Regions from separate parts of the Homo sapiens genome. Here region 1 is linked to region 2. A link is an interaction called in ENCODE POLR2A ChIA-PET data of the cell type or tissue named here. Cell type or tissue: PC-9. All regions are shown on one strand. Links, peaks and the distances in the headings refer to the core of each region. The heading gives the core; the rest is flanking DNA.

Region 1 (8,214 bases), core at 1,244-6,243, 100 kb after region 2:
AAGCAATCCTCACACCTCAGCTTCCCAAGTAGCTGGGACCACAGGTGCACACTAGCATACCTGGCTAATTTGTAAAATTTTTTGTAGAGATGGGGTCTCACTGTGTTGCCCAGGCTACATATATATCTTCTATACTCTGTACGTATTGTATGCGTCTCTGTCTTAGAAACTTACATGTACATTAGTTTCCCATTGTCGCTGTAACAAATACCACAGATGCAGGATCTTAAAACAGAAAACTATTCTCGTATAGTTCCAGAGGCCCTAAGTCCAAAATGAGGGTGTTAGCAGGGCCACTGGGGTTGTCAGAGCTGTGCTCCCTCAGGAGGCTCTAGGGAAGAGCCTAGAGCCTTCTTCGCCTGGTCCAGCCCCCGGAGCTCTAGGTGGTCCTTGGCTCGTAGCCACGTGACATTAAGCTTTGCCTCCTTCTTCACATGGCCTTCTGTTCTTCTGTGACTTCTCCTTTGCTGTTAAGAGGACATTTATCATAGGATTTTGAGCCTACCCAGATAATCCAGGACAGTCTCATCTCAACATTGTTAATCTAATTATGTCTACAAAGACCCTTTTTTCCAAATAAGGATGGCCACATCCACAGGTTCTGGGATGTTTACATATTTTTTGTGGTGGGAGCCACCATTCAACTCACTACAAAGGCCTTGGAAATACATCCTAAGAGCTTAACTTCTAGGCGTCATAGCATGTTAAGTCCACGTACCAGGTGAACACATCACCTCATTTGTCTGTCTGACCAAGGTTCACGGGAATGACTCATTCGAGGCATTTCAGGACAACTAAAGGGATAGAGGACCTGGCCGGGTGAGTGGCAGAGGTGGGGAACCTGTTGTAGTACACCCCTGCTGTGGGGGGTGGAGGGAGAGATGGCCAGGCTGGCATCATCATGTAGTTCCCACGGGCTTAGGAGTCTCAGCTGGGTTCAAATCCTGGCTCTTGGGTGACCTTGGGCAAGTACCCAACCCTTTTTGGCCTCAGTCTCCTCATTTGTGTAATGGGCATGAGGATAATGGCATCTGCCTTATAGTGTTGCTGTGAGAATGAAATGATAAGATGAAGCACTTTGCCGGGCGTGGTGGCTCACGCCTCTAATCCCAGCACTTTGGGAGGCTGACGCGGGCAGATCACGAGGTCAAGAGATTGAGACTATCCTGGCTAACACAGTGAAACCCCGTCTCTACTAAAAATACAAAAACAAAAAATTAGCTGGGCGTGGTTGTGGCGCCTGTAGTGCCAGCTACTCAGGAGGCTGAGGCTGGAGAATGGCGTGAACCCGGGAGGCAGAGGTTGCAGTGAGCTGAAATCACGCCACTGCACACCAGCCTGGGTGACTGAGCGAGACTCCGTCTCAAAAAAAAAAAAAAAAGACGAAGTACTTAGTAAGCATTCAGCAACCTTGGCTGGGGTGACGAAGATGATGAAGTCAGAGGTGGCCGTAGCCAAGGGCTCATGGGACAGAATCTGACCCATCAAATGCCCAGACTCCCAAACACCAGGGCTCATAGCCACGTGGCCCAGGCAGAGGTTGGACTCGTAGTTGGGGCAGGTCCAGTCGGTGGCCAGCGAGGAAGGGGGTTCGCGGGGAGGAGCAGAGGCCAGAGGGAGCCGGGCCGGGGAGGAGGGCTTTCTATGGTCGTTTACACATGGCATCTCGGTGTCCAGTGTGGGGCAGGCATATAGGAGGAGCTGAGGCTGCTTGGGCAGCATTTATTTACCAATCGGTAGGTCAGCTTTTGAGTATTTTAATGGCAGGAGCAGCCAGATGTCAATAAGCCAAATGTGAACCCAGGCTTGGTGATGAGAAAATACATTTACTACATTTGGGCCAGAATAGTGGTCATGGACAGGAGGGCACTGACTGGAGAGATATGGGAGGTGGGATGGATAAAACTTGGATGAGTCAGATGTGGGGTCAAACTTGGTTCCTAAGTCCCCAGAGAGAGCTGTATCAGTGAGCTGTCACTACATAACACACAGCCCTGGCTGGGCACAGTGGCTCATGTCTGTAATCCCAGCACTTTGGGAGGTCAAGATGGGAGGATCGCTTGAGCCCAGGCATTTGAGACCTGCCTGGGCAACATAGTGGGACCCCGTCTCTGCAAAGAATTAACCAGGTGTGGTGGCGTGCGCCTATAGTCCCAGCTCTTCAGGAAACTAAGGTGGGAGGATCCCTGGAGCCCAGGAAGTCAAGGCTGCAGTGAGCTGTGATTACACCACTGCAGTCCATCCTGGCCAACAGAGCGAGACCCTGTCTCAGAAAATCAAAATAATAATAAACAGAAAAAAGAAAACCATGATCCCAACGGTTAGAATTTGGACTGGGCGTAGCTAGGTGCTTCTGGCCTGGGCTGGGTGTCTGTAGTCAGCTGTTGGACAGCTGGTGACTGCGTCTAGGGCTTGGCTGGCTGTTAGCTGGGGTGATGGGGTGATGGGCACGTGGCTCTCATCCTCTTGCAGGCCAGCCTGGGCTTCTTCACCTGGCAGCTGGGCAAAGACTGGAAGTGTGCCAGGCTCAGAATCACACACCATCGGCCAGGCTCCTTGGCTCATGCCTGTAATCCCAGCACTTTGGGAGGCCGAGGCGGGCAGATCACGAGGTCAGTTCAAGACCAGCCTGACCAACATGGTGAAACCCCGTCTCTACTAAAAATACAAAAATTAGCCGGGTGTGGTGGCACGCACCTGTAATCCCAGCTACTCAGGAGGCTGAGGCAGGAGAATCGCTTGAACCCGGGAGGTGGAGGTTGCAGTGAGCCGAGATCATGCCACTGCACTCCAGCCTGGGCAACAAGAGCAAGACTCCATCTCAAAAAAAGAATCACACACCATCACTTTCACCACATTCTGTTGGCCAAAGCAAGTCAAGAAGCCAGCCCAGGGTCAAGGGCTGAAGTCATAGACCCCACTTCTTAATAGGAGGAGCTGCAAAGAGTGTGGGACGAGGGAGGAGAATTTCTGGCCACTTTGCAATCAACCACAGTGGCCTTTGTTTCAGATCCCCTTTCCACCAGCCCTCTCACATTTTGTTTGACCTCTCTTCTTAATCAGTGACCCACAAAGAACAGCCCTTGACCCATGTGAGAGGCCTTGCCATGGGTTGCAAAGAAAATCCAGAAATGGGAGCTCTTTTTGCGTCAGGTTGTATTTGTCTGCAAATAATGGGAAACCACATAGTGGCTTAAACCATAAGGATTAACAAGTTTGGAGGCGGGCAGCCCATGAAGAGTTATGAAGAGTACAGTCAGGCCGGCGCGATGGCTCACGCCTGAAATCCCAGCACTTTGGGAGGCTGAGGCGGGTGGATCACTAGAGGTCAGGAGTTCAAGACCAGCCTGGCTAACGTGGTGAACCCTGTCTCTACTAAAAATACAAAAATTAGCCGGGTGTGGTGGCACGTGCCTCTAATCCCAGCTACTCAGGAGGCTGAGGCAGGAGTCACTTGAACCTGGGAGGCGGAGGTTGCAGTGAGTCAAGATTGCGCCACTGCACTCCAGCCTGGGTGACAGAGCGAGACTCCGTCTCAAAAGAAAAAAAAGAACACGGTCTTTTTGTCAGCTCCCATCAACCATCCTCTGCTGGTGGGCTTTTCAGCCTCAGGTTTGTTGTCCCGTGGTTGCAAAATGGCTGCCACAGCTCTAGTCATCTCAACTGTATTCAAAACTGGAAGCAGGAGCAAAAGACTGTCTTTCTGGAGAAACTCTGTCTTTGTATTCTGGAAGGAAAACTTTCCCTGAAAGTCTCACTGAGCAGAACCTGTCTGTACACTTCAGTTTTTACTATTTGCACAACTGTGGTTACTCTAACTGCAAGAAAGGCTGGGAAAGTGAGTGTCTGATAAAGGAGATAGGAATGCCTCTGGCTTAGTTCAATTATTTTAAGGCTATTTTGACCACAACTCACAGTCCAAAATATGTTTCTTTGTGTCGCAGTACACACACACACACACACACACATTATTGAAACCAATTTCTCAAATACTCACTCTTACCATGTATGATACACGTTAATGTCTTCCATTCCATTCCATTCCATGCATTTTAATTATTTAAAGCAGTTCCTGGTCACAACCTGCTAATTTGATTTCACAACCTTCAAAGGCATGACCCATAGTTTGAGAAAGACTGGCCTAGAACAGTCTTTGTTTACATCTTAGCGTTGGCAAGTGTTAACCCTGCACAGAGTCAGGCTTCTGCGAGCGGAGGAGGAGAGGTGGGGAAATGGTGTTTTGAAAAGCAACAGATAGACTTTGCCACATCATTTGCACTTCTTATCAGCAAATGATATCGTTCTGGAGACTTTGTATTACTGGCAGGCAACCTGAGGTTACTCCAATTTATATTGGGAAATTAAAATTCGCCTGTTTGTGGAGCTTAGCTGGCCCTTTTAATTCCGTATCCTGCTAGCAGCCTGGCTTCTGCACAGCTCCTGATGACAGCGCAAAACTCCGATTGCATTACAAGTGGAGGAGGAATTCACACAATTTTCTGGAAGGACACTGTGTCATTGTTGCGTCATGGCTGTTCTCTGGAGCTGGTTGTGGTTTTCAGGCCCGGCCTTTCCTGCTTTTTATAGTGTGGTGGTGAAGAGTGAGGTCTTCAGAATCACAGGGTCTGAGTTCAAATTCTGGTCCCATGGTGCGATCTGGGGCAAGTGTCCTGACCACCTCCGAGTCTCCTTTTCCTGTAAGATGTGCATCAGCAGTGCTTCCGTGGGGATGGGGAGGGATCGGTGGGTATGGAGTAAGCACAGGGGCTGGTACCCGGAAGCACTCAGGCAATGCGGGCTCTTCAGGGTGTGCCAGGCAGCTTCGGCTGTGTGATGCCACAGTGACGAGTGGGCCCGGGTCGCAGTGGTCCGTGGTGGCAGAGGCTGGCTTCTCGCTCGTGTGTGTGCCCGTGGGGGGTTGGCTGTGGCTCTGGCCACATGTCCGCCCTGTTCTGGAACTCAGGGGAACTATGTGATGGCTCTTGAAGCTTCTGCTCTGAACAGACACAGTGCGCCCACTCCATCTCATGGAAGGAGAATCTTTCCGTAGGAGCAGGCCCACTGGGTGGGGGGCAGCGGACAGATGGTTAAAAAGCCAGTGTGCCACACCAGGGCTTGTCTCCAGGGTGCTGGTGACAATTTTGGGTCCGCAACCCTGCATACTAGTTTTCAACCCCCACCCCCCCGCCCCCCCACTCTGCAACCTCAGTCACTGTTTCAAAAGTTTCTGAGTGTGGGGGGTAGGGGAGAGGTCTCCAGCACCCTCCCTGGCTGAGAACCACCAGCTGTGCTCCCCAAGCCAGGGATGGGGTCTGCCTCTGCCCTTTTGCTGTCCTCAGCACCCCCCACCAGACACACAGTAGGTGCCTACTAAATGTACATTTCAGCAGGTTGCCTCTTGAATAAATGAAAGGATTTGTTTAATTTCCTCTGCAAATTCATTCATTCATCCCACAGATATTTATTGAGCTCCTACTGTATGCCACATAATGTGCCAGCCCCAGGGATCTTGCAGAGGACAAAACAAGCAAAAGTTCCTGTCCTGGGGGACATTTCGGTAGAGGAGACACACAGTAAACAACCAAACCATCAGACGGATATATGATATTTGATGTTAAAGTTTTGGTTTTGTTTTTTTTGGGATGGGGTCTCGCTGTCTTGCCCAGGCTGGAGTGCAGTGGCACGATCACAGCTCACTGCAGCCTCGAACTCCTGGGTTCAAGCAATTCTCCTGCCTCAGTCTCCTGAGTAGCTGGGATTACCGGTGTGCAACACCATGTCTGGCTGGTTGTTTTGTTTTTTTTTAATCTTCATGTGTGTCTTGAAAGGCTTCCCCTGCCTTCTGGGTTGAGAGCAGCAAGACACCTAGCTGGCCTGGTGAGGGTGCACACAGTGCAGGTGCCGCAGCGCCCCCAAAACTGCTGTTTTCCATTGCGTTTATCTCATCTGGAAAATGGGGGTAATACCAGGGTGTTTGGAAGGATTCAAAGAACCCTGGTACCTGGCTGAAGCAGGAGATCTGTTAACCCTTCCAGATACACACACAGGCCATGTGCGGCAAACAGCACCAAAGTGGGGCCGGGGACTTCTGTCCAGCCTCACTGGGCTGTGGCCCAAAAGCTCTGGGAGTCGCCCCATTAGATAGCATCAACAGTGGCAATTAAAATGATCACAACTAGCGTACACACTGCTTACAAAGTACTTTAGGGCATGGATTAGAGGTGTTCCTATGTAACAGTCCCATGGAGGACGTAGTGTTATCCTCCCCAAACGGAGGCACAGAGGGGATAAGTAACTTGTCTTAGGGTACACGGCTGGGAACGGGAAGTGGCAGCCCAGGGATGGGAGCCTCAGAATCAGTCAAGGTGCACTTGATTCCTGCTGTGAGCATGCACAGGCAGTAACCCCAGCCCCTCGCCCAATTTCTTTTTTTCTTTTTCTTTTTCTTCTTTTTTTTTTTGAGCTCTGTCATCCAGGCTGGAGTGCAGTGGCGCAATCTCAGCTCACTGCAGCCTCTGCCTCCTGGGTTCAAGCAATTCTCCTGCCTCAGCCTGCGGAGTAACTGGGATTACAGGCATGTGCCACCACACCCAGCTGTTTTGTATTTTAGTAGAGACAAGGTTTCATCATGTTGACCAGGCTGGTCTTGAACTCCTGACCTCAGTTGATCCTCCCACCCCGCCCTCCCAAAGTGCTGGCATTACAGGTGTGAGCCACCACGCCCGGCCTTCTTTTCTTTTTGAAATGGAGTCTCACTCTGTCGCCCAGGCTGGAGTGTGGTGGTGCAATCTTGGTTCACTGCAGCCTTGGCCTCTGTAGCTCAAGTAATTCTCCCACCTCAGCCTCCCGAGTAGATTGGACCACAGGTGCCCACCACCACCCCCTGGCTAATTTTAAATTTTTTTGTAGAGATGAGATCTTGCTGTGTTGCCTAGGCTGGTTCTCCAACTCCTGAGTTTAAGCCATCCTCCTGCCTCAGCTTCCCTGCCTTGGCTGGGATTACAGGTGTGAGCTAACCATGCCTCCCTCCTTTTTACTTCTTTGAAGTAAAATTTTCCTGTGTTGAAACACACAAATCCGAGCTGTTAAATTCTGAACACTCACATAACCACACCTTGGTCACAACACGGACTGTTTCCCTCTCCCCAGGAAGTTCCCGTTCATGTCTTTTTTCTTTTTTTTTTTTTTGAGACGGAGTCTTGCTCTGTCGCCCAGGCTGGAGTGCAGTGGCACGATCTCGGCTCACTGCAACCTCCGCCTCCCGGGTTCACGCCATTCTCCTGCCTCAGCCTCCCGAGTCGCTAGGACTACAGGCGCCCACCCCCACGCCGGGCTCATTTTTTGTATTTTTAGTAGAGACGGGGTTTCACCATTCACACAATGGTCTCGATCTCCTGACCTTGTGATCCGCCCGCCTTGGCCTCCCAAAGTGCTGGGATTACAGGCGTGAGCCACAGCGCCTGGCCCTATTCATGTCTTTAGTGTTGTCATTGGAATGAAAGCACATGAATACAAAATCCTCAGAGACAGCTCTGCAGCCTCCACTTTGAAATTCACCCTCGGGACTGGTTTGCAGAAGCCTCACGGGAGCTGCATCCCCTCCTGTCTCTAATTCTGCTGGTAGGTAGGTCGTGCACAGAGCTTGGGCCACGCCTACCAGAGCCAGGGAGGAGGCATGAACAGACGTGAACCCTTCATCTTGGGAGCTCGTGCACACCTTCAGGCCAGGCAGGAACAGGGCACCCGCATTCCAGAGGAAAAGAATCCTGTGTTCCAGGGTCTTGCGACATCTGCTTTCTAGCTCTTTCTGGGATCGGGACCTGAGAGGAAGAGAGAAAGCCACTCGCCACTCCTGTTCCTTCCTCCTCCTTCCATGCCAGTCCCTTTATCTCCTTTTCCAATCCGAAGCATCCCAGGCATTCATAAAATGATAACAGAGACGCACACCCCCATCACCCAGCCTCGCGATAGTGCCTGAACATTCTGCTGTATTTGTTTCAGATCCTACGAGAGAAGTAGCAGGAGAGGGTCGCCTGTTGGGTAGTGGTGAAGGGCGAGGCCTCTGCAGTGAGCCTGCCTGGGCTGAAATCCCAGCCTGGGTGGGGTGCGGTGGCTCATGCCTGTAATCCCAGCACTTTGGGAGGCCAAGGGGGCACAGATCACCTGAGGTCAGGAGTTCAGACCAGCCTGGCTGACATAGTGAAACTCTGTCTT
Region 2 (8,214 bases), core at 1,845-6,844:
GTATTCTGTATTATCAAATGCTGCCCTGCCGTCTGGGACCTGGGATGATAGCAGACACGTGGGTGAGGGAAACAGGGCCTTGAGTTCCCAGGAAACGGAGGCCTGGGGCCCTGGAAGAGCTGAACCATCCACAGGAAAACTAAATAAATGAAAAGAAAAGCTTCACACAAGCCTAGAAAAGTACCCCCAAGAACCAGAAAAAAATAGCCAGTGAGAGATGACAAAGCTGAGCATTCTACAAGTCTACAAAAGAATGACAATTACCCTGATGGCAAACTTCTCAACAGAAACAAGCCTCGAAGATAAGAATAAGAATATCATCAGTGGACTAAGGAAAAGTCAGCCAGCACAGAGCTCAACATACAGGCATGAGAGAGGGAGGGAGGAGGCTGGGCGCCAGGGCTCACATCTGTAACCCCAACACTTTGGGAGGCAGAGGAGGGAGGATTGCTTGAGGCCAAGAGTTTGAGACCAGCCTGGGCAAGACAGCAAGACTGGCTTCTACAAAAAATTAAAATATCAGCCAGGTGTGGTGGCGTCTATCTGTAGTCCCAGCTATTCAGAAGGCTGAGGCAGGAGGATCACTTCAGCCTGGGAGCTTATAGACTTTTACACACAAGGCCTAAGAATCTACCTTACAGACCCTGGTCCAAAAAATGACTAAAAGTTTTGAATCAATTGGGAAAAAAAAAAAAGAGATGATGGTAACTTCATACTTTTAAGCTTGCACACTAAAAGAATCTAAGTATAACCACCAAGAGAAGAAAAATAAACCACATAACATCTAAACTAGTAGAATTTATTCCCCCCAAAATGGGCAGGGGGAGTGGGGCAGCAGAGTTTACTTTAAAATACTGTAGGGAAAAGAGAGAAAAGACTCATAGTACTGCAACTAGGAATTAAAGAGGAAACACATCACTAATGGCCTTAGAAAAAATAAGAAGGATTATAAAAGAATACTACAGGCCAGGCGTGGTGGCTTACGCCTGTAATCCCAGCACTTTGGGAGACCGAGGTGGGCGGATCATGAGGTCAGGAGATCGAGACCATCCCGGCTAACACGGTGAAACCCCATCTCTATTAAAAATACAAAAAATTAGCCGGGCATGGTGGTGGGCGCCTGTAGTCCCAGCTACTCGGGAGGCTGAGGCAGGAGAATGGTATGAACCCAGGAGGCGGAGCTTGCAGTGAGCCGAGATCGTGCCACTGCACTCCAGCCTGGGCAACAGAGCGAGACTCCATCTCAAAAAATAAATAAATAAATAAATAGAAATAAAATAATACTATAAACAACTGTATTCAGATAATTAAAAAATTAGATAACTTAGATACATTAACTTAGTTATTTAAATTAGATAACAGATTAAAATGGGCAAACTGCTAGAAAGATACAAATTACCAAAACTTACTCAAGAAGAAACAGAATTTCTTTTTTTTTTTTGAGATGGAGTTTCGCTCTGTCGCCCAGGCTGGAGTACAGTGGCGCAATCTCAGCTCACTGCATCCTCCGCCTCCCGGGTTTAAGCAATTCTCTGTCTCAGCCGGATTACAGGTGCCCACCACCACGCCCAGCTAATTTTTTTTTTTTTTTCCTGAGACAGTTTCACTCTGTTGCCCAGGCTAGAGTGCAGTGGCGCCATCTCCGCTCACTGCAAGCTCCACCTCCCAGGTTCACGCCATTCTCCTGCCTCAGCCTCCCGAGTAGCTGGGACTACAGGTGCCCGCCCCCGCGCCCGGCTAACTTTTTGTATTTTTAGTACAGACGGGGTTTCACCATCTTGGCGAGGCTGGTCTTGAACTTCTGACCTCGTGATCCACCCGCCTCGGCCTCCCAAAGTGCTGGGATTACAGGCGTGACCCACCGCGCCCAGCCAAGAAACAGAATTTCTGAATAGACCTATGAGAAATAAAAAGACTGGGCCAGGCACAGTGGCTCACGCCTGTAATCCCAGCACTCTGGGAGGCCGAGGTGGGCAAATCACTGGAGGTCAGGAGTTTGGGACCAGCCTGACAAACATGGTGAAACCCCATCTCTACTAAAAATACAAAAACTTAGCTGGGCATGATGGTAGGCACCTGTAATCTCAGCTACTCAGGAGGCTGAGGCACAAGAATCACTTGAACCCGGGAAGCAGAGGTTGCAGTGAGCTGAGATCGTGCCACTGCACTCCAGCCTGGGCAACAGAGTGAAACTCTATCTCAAAAAAAAGAAAGAAAGAAAAGAAAGAAAGAAGGAAGGAAGGAAGGAAAGAAAGACAGACTCAACTAGTAATTTTAAAGCTCCCTGTACATCTTGCCATAGAAACACCAAAAACAAAAAATCAACTTTAACAAAACTCTGGGAAGCAGTCAAAGCTTTATAGCAACCAAGCAAACCCTAAGAAAAAGGTGACTTTGATGTTTGATTACAGGCTCACGCCTGTAATCGCAGCACTTTAGGAGGCCGAGATGGGCAGATCACCTGAGGCCAGGAGTTTGAGACCAGCCTGGCCAGCATAGTAAAACCCCATCTCTACTGAAAATATAAAAGTTAGCTGGGTGTGGTAGTGCACGCCTGTAGTCCCAGCTACTTGCGAGGCTGAGGCAGGAGGATCGCTCGAACCCAGGAAGCGGAGGTTGTAGTGAGCCGAGATTGTGCCTCTGCACTCCAGCCTGGGTGACAGAGCAAGACTCTGTCTCAAAAAAAAAAAAAAAAAAATGGTGACTGAAACCCAGTGGGAGAACTTTGTGGCATATTTAACTTACCCCTGCCCCATCCCTACTCCCTGGCTCAGCAGTGGTCTCGAAGGTAGCAGCCCATGTTTCTGGTGTGGGTTCCCTGGTGCTGGAGGGAACAGAGAGGATCTGGTTTTCAAAGAACAGTGGTTGTCTGTCTGACCTGTCAGTGGCTCCCTGAAAGCCCAATGCAAAGATCTTGCCTTTTTTTGTACCTAACTGGCAGCTCTCTGGGGTGCAGAGTGGCTACAGACAGGGCGTTTGTTGCAAACATTAAAGTCAAATGAACTAGATGCTGCAGGCTGGCGCAAAAGATATTGATTGGGGCAAACAACTGACTTGCTAAAAGCCAGGGAGGAAAAGCTGGGAAGTTGGATACTTTGGAGAAATAAAGGCTTTGAAAAAATGAGCCAGGCATGGTGGCTCATGCTTGTTATGCCAGCATTTTGGGAGGCCGAGGCAGGTGAATCACCTGACATCAGGAGTTTGAGACCAGCCTGGCCAACACGGTGAAACTCCGTTTCCACTAAAAACACAAAAATTAGCTGGGCATGGTGGCAGGTGCCTGTAATCCCAGCTGCTTGGGAGGCTGAGGCAGGAGAATCACTTGAATGTGGGAGGTGGAGGTTGCAATGAGCCAAGATTGCGCCACTGCACTCCAGCCTAGGAGACAAGGGCAAAACTCTGTCCCAAAAAAAAAAAAAAAAAAAAGTCCACACTGGCAGTTTCTTATAAAGCTACACATAGTTTTTTTCTGCATCTATTTGATGATTGTAATATATATATGTATAAAATCTTATCATGCAATCCAGCAACTACACTCTTAGGCATCCATCCAACTGAGCTGAAAACTTCAGTCCACACAAAAGCCTGCACACACATGTTTATAGCAGCTTTGTTCATAACTGCCCAAAACTGGAAGCAATCAAGACATCCCTCAATAGGTGAATGGATCAACAAACTGTGGAACATCCAGACAATGGAATGTTCTTCAGGAATAAAAAGCAATAAGCTATCAAACCACACAATGACATGGAGGAACCTTAAATGCACATTGCTAAGTGAAGGAAGCCAGTATGAAAAGATTACATACCGAAAAAAAAGAAAGACAAGACTACATACTGTGAGACTCCAACTATATCACATTCTGGAAAAGGCAAAACTATAGAGACAATAAAAAGACCAGCAGTTGTGTGGTTTGTGGGGTGAGGAGTGAAACTATTTTGCATGATAATCTAATGCTGCATACCTGACATTATACCATAGTCAAAACCCACAGAACTATACAACACAGAGACTGAGCTCTGGCTGGGTGTGGTGGCTCACACCTGTAATCCCAGCACTTTGGCCCAGGAGTTTGACAAAGTCAGACCCTGTCTCTATGAAAAAAAATTTTTTTTTAATTAGCTGGGCATGGTGGCACATGCTTGTGGTTTCAGCTACTTGGGAGGCTGAGGAGGGTGAATCGCTTGAGCCCAAGAATTGGAGGCTTCATTGAGCTATGATTGCGCCACTGCACTCCAGCCTGGGCAACAAAGTGATACCCTGTCTCAAAATAATTAATTAATTAAGTATTAAAAAAATTAAAAAATCCAAATGAATAAAAAAAGAGCTTCCACATATTCCTGGGAATTTAGAAGGTGGCATCTCAGGGTGGGCACATGTTTGGAAAGGACCAGAGAAGGCTTCCAAGCTCTCACCTCTGGCTGACCTTCGCTCTGTGCAGGCAGAGAGTGAAGGCGAAGGTAGGGTTGTTAACCGCCTGCCTGAGTGTGGAAGCAGTGCCCCGCTGCAACTACTGGGAGCTTTTTGTTTTTTGTTTTCTGTTTTGTTTTTTTTTTAGCTCCAGGAGTTTAAGAAGATCTCTGTTAAGTCACTAGCTGACCACTAAACTAACAGAACAGACTACTGACCACACCCCACAAAGAACACAATCTTTACAAAAATAGCTTAGAAAAGCCACTAAACAAACAGTTACAACCCACAATAAGCAGAAACAACCAAGCCTGAGGACAGGGAAGAAAGGAAGAATCCCATTCCCAGAGTTACCAGACTGCAATATGCAAAATATCCAGTTTACAGGCTGGGTGCAGTGGCTCACGCCTGTAATCCCAGCATTTTGGGAGGCCGAGGCGGGTGGATCACCTGAGGTCAGGAGTTCAAGACTGGCCTGGCCAACATGGCGAACCCCCGTCCCTACTAAAAATATAAAAATTAGCTGGCTGTGGTGGCAGGCACCTGCAATCCCAGCTACACGGGAGGCTGAGGCAGGAGAATCGCTTGAACTCGGGAGGTGGAGGCTGCAGTGAGCCAAGATCGTGCCACTGCACTCCAGCCTGGGCGACAGAGACTGTCTCCCCAAAAAAAACAAAAACAGGCCAGGCGCGCTGGCTCATGCCTGTAACCCCTGCACTTTGGGAGGTCCGGGAGGGCGGATCACTTGAGGTCAGGAGTTCAAGACCAGCCTGGCCAACATGGTGAAACGCCATCTCTACTAAAAATACAAAAATTAGCTGGGCGTGGTGGTGTGTGCCTGTAATGCCAGCTACTCAGGAAGCTGAGGCAGGAGAATCGCTTGAACCCGGGAGATGGAGTCTGCAGTGAGTTGAGATTGTGCCACTGCACTCCAGCCTGGGTGACAGACTGAGACTCCATTTCAAAAAAAACTAAAAACAAAAAACAAAACAAAAAAAACCAAACAGATAAAATGTCCAGTTTTCGAATCATGGAAGCTTGAGAAAAATGAGAGATCGAGTTTTTCAGCAAAAAATTATGAGTCATGAAAACAAAAAAGCATAGCCCCTTCAGATGGCCATCTGTCTCACACAAATGGAATCAGATGACCTGTGGCCTTCTGTGTCTGGCTTCTTTCACTAAGCACAGTGTTTTCAAGGTTCACCCCCATTGCAGCACGTGTCACTGCTCCATTTCTTTCCAGGGCTAAATAATGTTCCCCTGTCTGGAGAGACCACATTTTGTTTAACCACTCTCCTGTTGATGAACATTTGGGTTACTTCCATTTGGGGGCTATTGTGAATAATTCTGCTCACACCTAGATGTTAAAGAAATGCTTCATGACTCACTGAATAACAAATCTAGTGCATACTTGAATAACGGGAGTTTGGGACTAGATTTCTAGGCCACCAGTTTCTACTTTCTAAGAACTTTTCATGTTGATATGTAATAGAACCTCTGCACCTGCAATGTCTGCATTGCATGTTATATGTCTACCTGCCTGTCTGCGTGTATGCAGCCTATTGAGGCAGCACAAATTTAAAGTCACATACAGGTACGTAATCCCATATACAACTCTGAGACCCAACTGAGTTTCAGAATTTGAGGGGGTTTTAGAAGTGTAAATCAATGCATACCCCGTATTTTAAGTAACTTCCAGTGGGGTTCAAGGCAGTACCTGGTAACCAAATAATTATTTCTGCATCATTGCCTATGACCACTCAGCGTACGTGAAATAAAGGCTGTGAAAAGCAACATGTAGGGTCAGGTTTGGCCACCAGATGATATTCGAGATGCCTCAGGATTCTCAGAGCTTTTTGGGTTTCCAAAAAATCAGGGAGAGGAGTGTGGATCTGTAAGCCAAATTCAAATTTCACCAGTTCCACAGTGTCTGCTACAGTGCTGCTATAAACTGTTTTCACCACTCTATGAGGGGAAAAACCCATCTCCCCCTGCATCTCCCAATAATAAAAACAAGTGAATAAAAATCACATATATATTTTTTGAGACGAAGTCTTGCTGTGTCCCCTAGGCTAGAGTGCAGTGGTGCAATCTCGGCTCACTGCAACCTCTGCCTCCTGGGTTCAAGCAATTCTCTTGTCTCAGCCTCCCAGTACCTGGGATTACAGGCACTCACCACCACGCCTGGCAAATTTTTGTACTTTTAGTAGAGATAGGGTTTCACCACGCTGGTCAGGCTGGTCTCAAACTCCTGACCTCAGGTGATCCACCCGCCTCGGCCTCCCAAAGTGCTGGGATTACAGGCATAAGCCCCCGCGCCTGGCCTAAAAATCGTATTTATTAAGCACTTTCTCCACATCGGGTATCATACCAAGTGCTTTATATGCATTAACTTACTTCTCACAAAAACCTAGATTGTAGTATTACTTCCCTTTTACAAATAAGAGAGACTAATTTGTCCAAAGTCAAAACCCAACAGCCAGATCTTAAACCCAGATACTCTGACATTAGCGCTAATGGTCTTGCCCATTACACAGTACTGATTCCCTATAAACTGAACTGTATACTGCACTGCTCCAATTAAACTACAAAACACATAAGGTGCTGGGTCAGGGGGAAGAATGTCTCTGGACTCCCCAAGGCCAAATCACCTGCTTTCCAATATACTCCCATAGTCCACAGAACAAACTGGTCAGGTTACAACCTCAGACAGGCAAGCCAAAAGTCCAAAGGCCATGCCTTGATATTTACATCCTTCTCCAGACAGTAAAGCAAAACCCTCTCTACCGATACTGAGCTTCCTTTTATTCTGTCAACAAATACATTCAATTCAACAAGAGTTTTAGCACCTTCTAGGTACAAAACTCTCTGCTAGCCCTTACGAGGCAGAGTTTATGGTCTCCTGCAACCCGGCAGACATTCCCAAGGACCCAAATACTCTTTCCAAGAATTTTATCATTTTGTGTTTTCATTTAAATGCTCAACATCACTAACGATCAGGGAAATGCAAATCAGAACCACAATGGGATACCACCTTACTCCTGCAAGAATGGCCGTAATCAAAAAATAAAAAAATAACAGATGTTGGCATGGATGCGGTGAACAAGAAACCTTTCTACACTGCTGGTGGGAATGTAAACTAGTACAGCCACTATAGAAAACAGTGTGGACATTCCTTAAAGAACAAAAAGTGGAACTACCATTTGATCCAGCAATCTCACTCCTGGGTATCTACCCAGAGGAAAAGAAGTCATTATAAGAAAAAGATACTTGCACATGCATGTTTAGAGCAGCATAATTTGCAATTCCAAAAATACGGAACCAGCCCAAATGCCCACCATCAATCAAGGAGTGGATAAAGAAATATATATATGATGGAATACTACTCAGCCATAAAAAGGAACGAAATAATGGCATTCACAGCAACCTGGATTGAACTGGAGACTATTATTCTTCTAAGTGAAGTAACTCAGGAATGGAAAATCAAACATCGTATGTTCTCACTTTGTAAGTGAGAGCTAAGCTATGAGGATTAAAGGCATAAGAATGATACAATGGACTTTGGGGACTTGGGGGGAAAGGGTGGGAGGGGATGAGGGATAAAAGACTACAAATTGGGTTCAATGTATACTGCTTGGGTGATGGGTACACTAAAATCTTACAAATCACCACTAAAGAACTTACTCATATAACCGAGTACCACCTGTTCCCCCAAAATCTATGGAAATAAAAAACTAAAAAAAGAAAAAAGAAAAGAAAAACCCAGTACATCTGGATCATTAGAGGACTCCCTTGTAACCGAGT

Evidence for each region. ChIA-PET counts read pairs that join two places held together with the same protein. Peaks named below come from ENCODE experiments on the same cell type or tissue, not always from the same donor. Only the 100,000 strongest peaks of a DNase experiment are listed, where the experiment ranks them.
Region 1: POLR2A ChIA-PET joins it to region 2 with 6 read pairs; 5 of 35 experiments call an interaction of 5 or more read pairs at or near these places.

What each region holds. Positions count from the first base shown.
Region 1 is chr19:47,659,849-47,668,062 of GRCh38, forward strand. All of the region lies in intron 1 of BICRA (BRD4 interacting chromatin remodeling complex associated protein), which reads left to right. Among named protein-coding and RNA genes, the nearest start is that of EHD2, 49 kb to the right of the region's middle. RefSeq lists enhancers at 1,004-1,505, 1,506-2,005. In PC-9, for the core only: no CTCF peak of the experiment used is centred there; DNase peaks (open chromatin) are centred at 3,193, 3,813 and 4,483; H3K4me3 peaks cover 2,146 bases; H3K27ac peaks cover 5,000 bases.
Region 2 is chr19:47,557,171-47,565,384 of GRCh38, forward strand. The region is part of intron 2 of ZNF541 (zinc finger protein 541); the gene reads right to left. Among named protein-coding and RNA genes, the nearest start is that of ZNF541, 12 kb to the right of the region's middle. In PC-9, for the core only: no CTCF peak of the experiment used is centred there; a DNase peak (open chromatin) is centred at 4,661.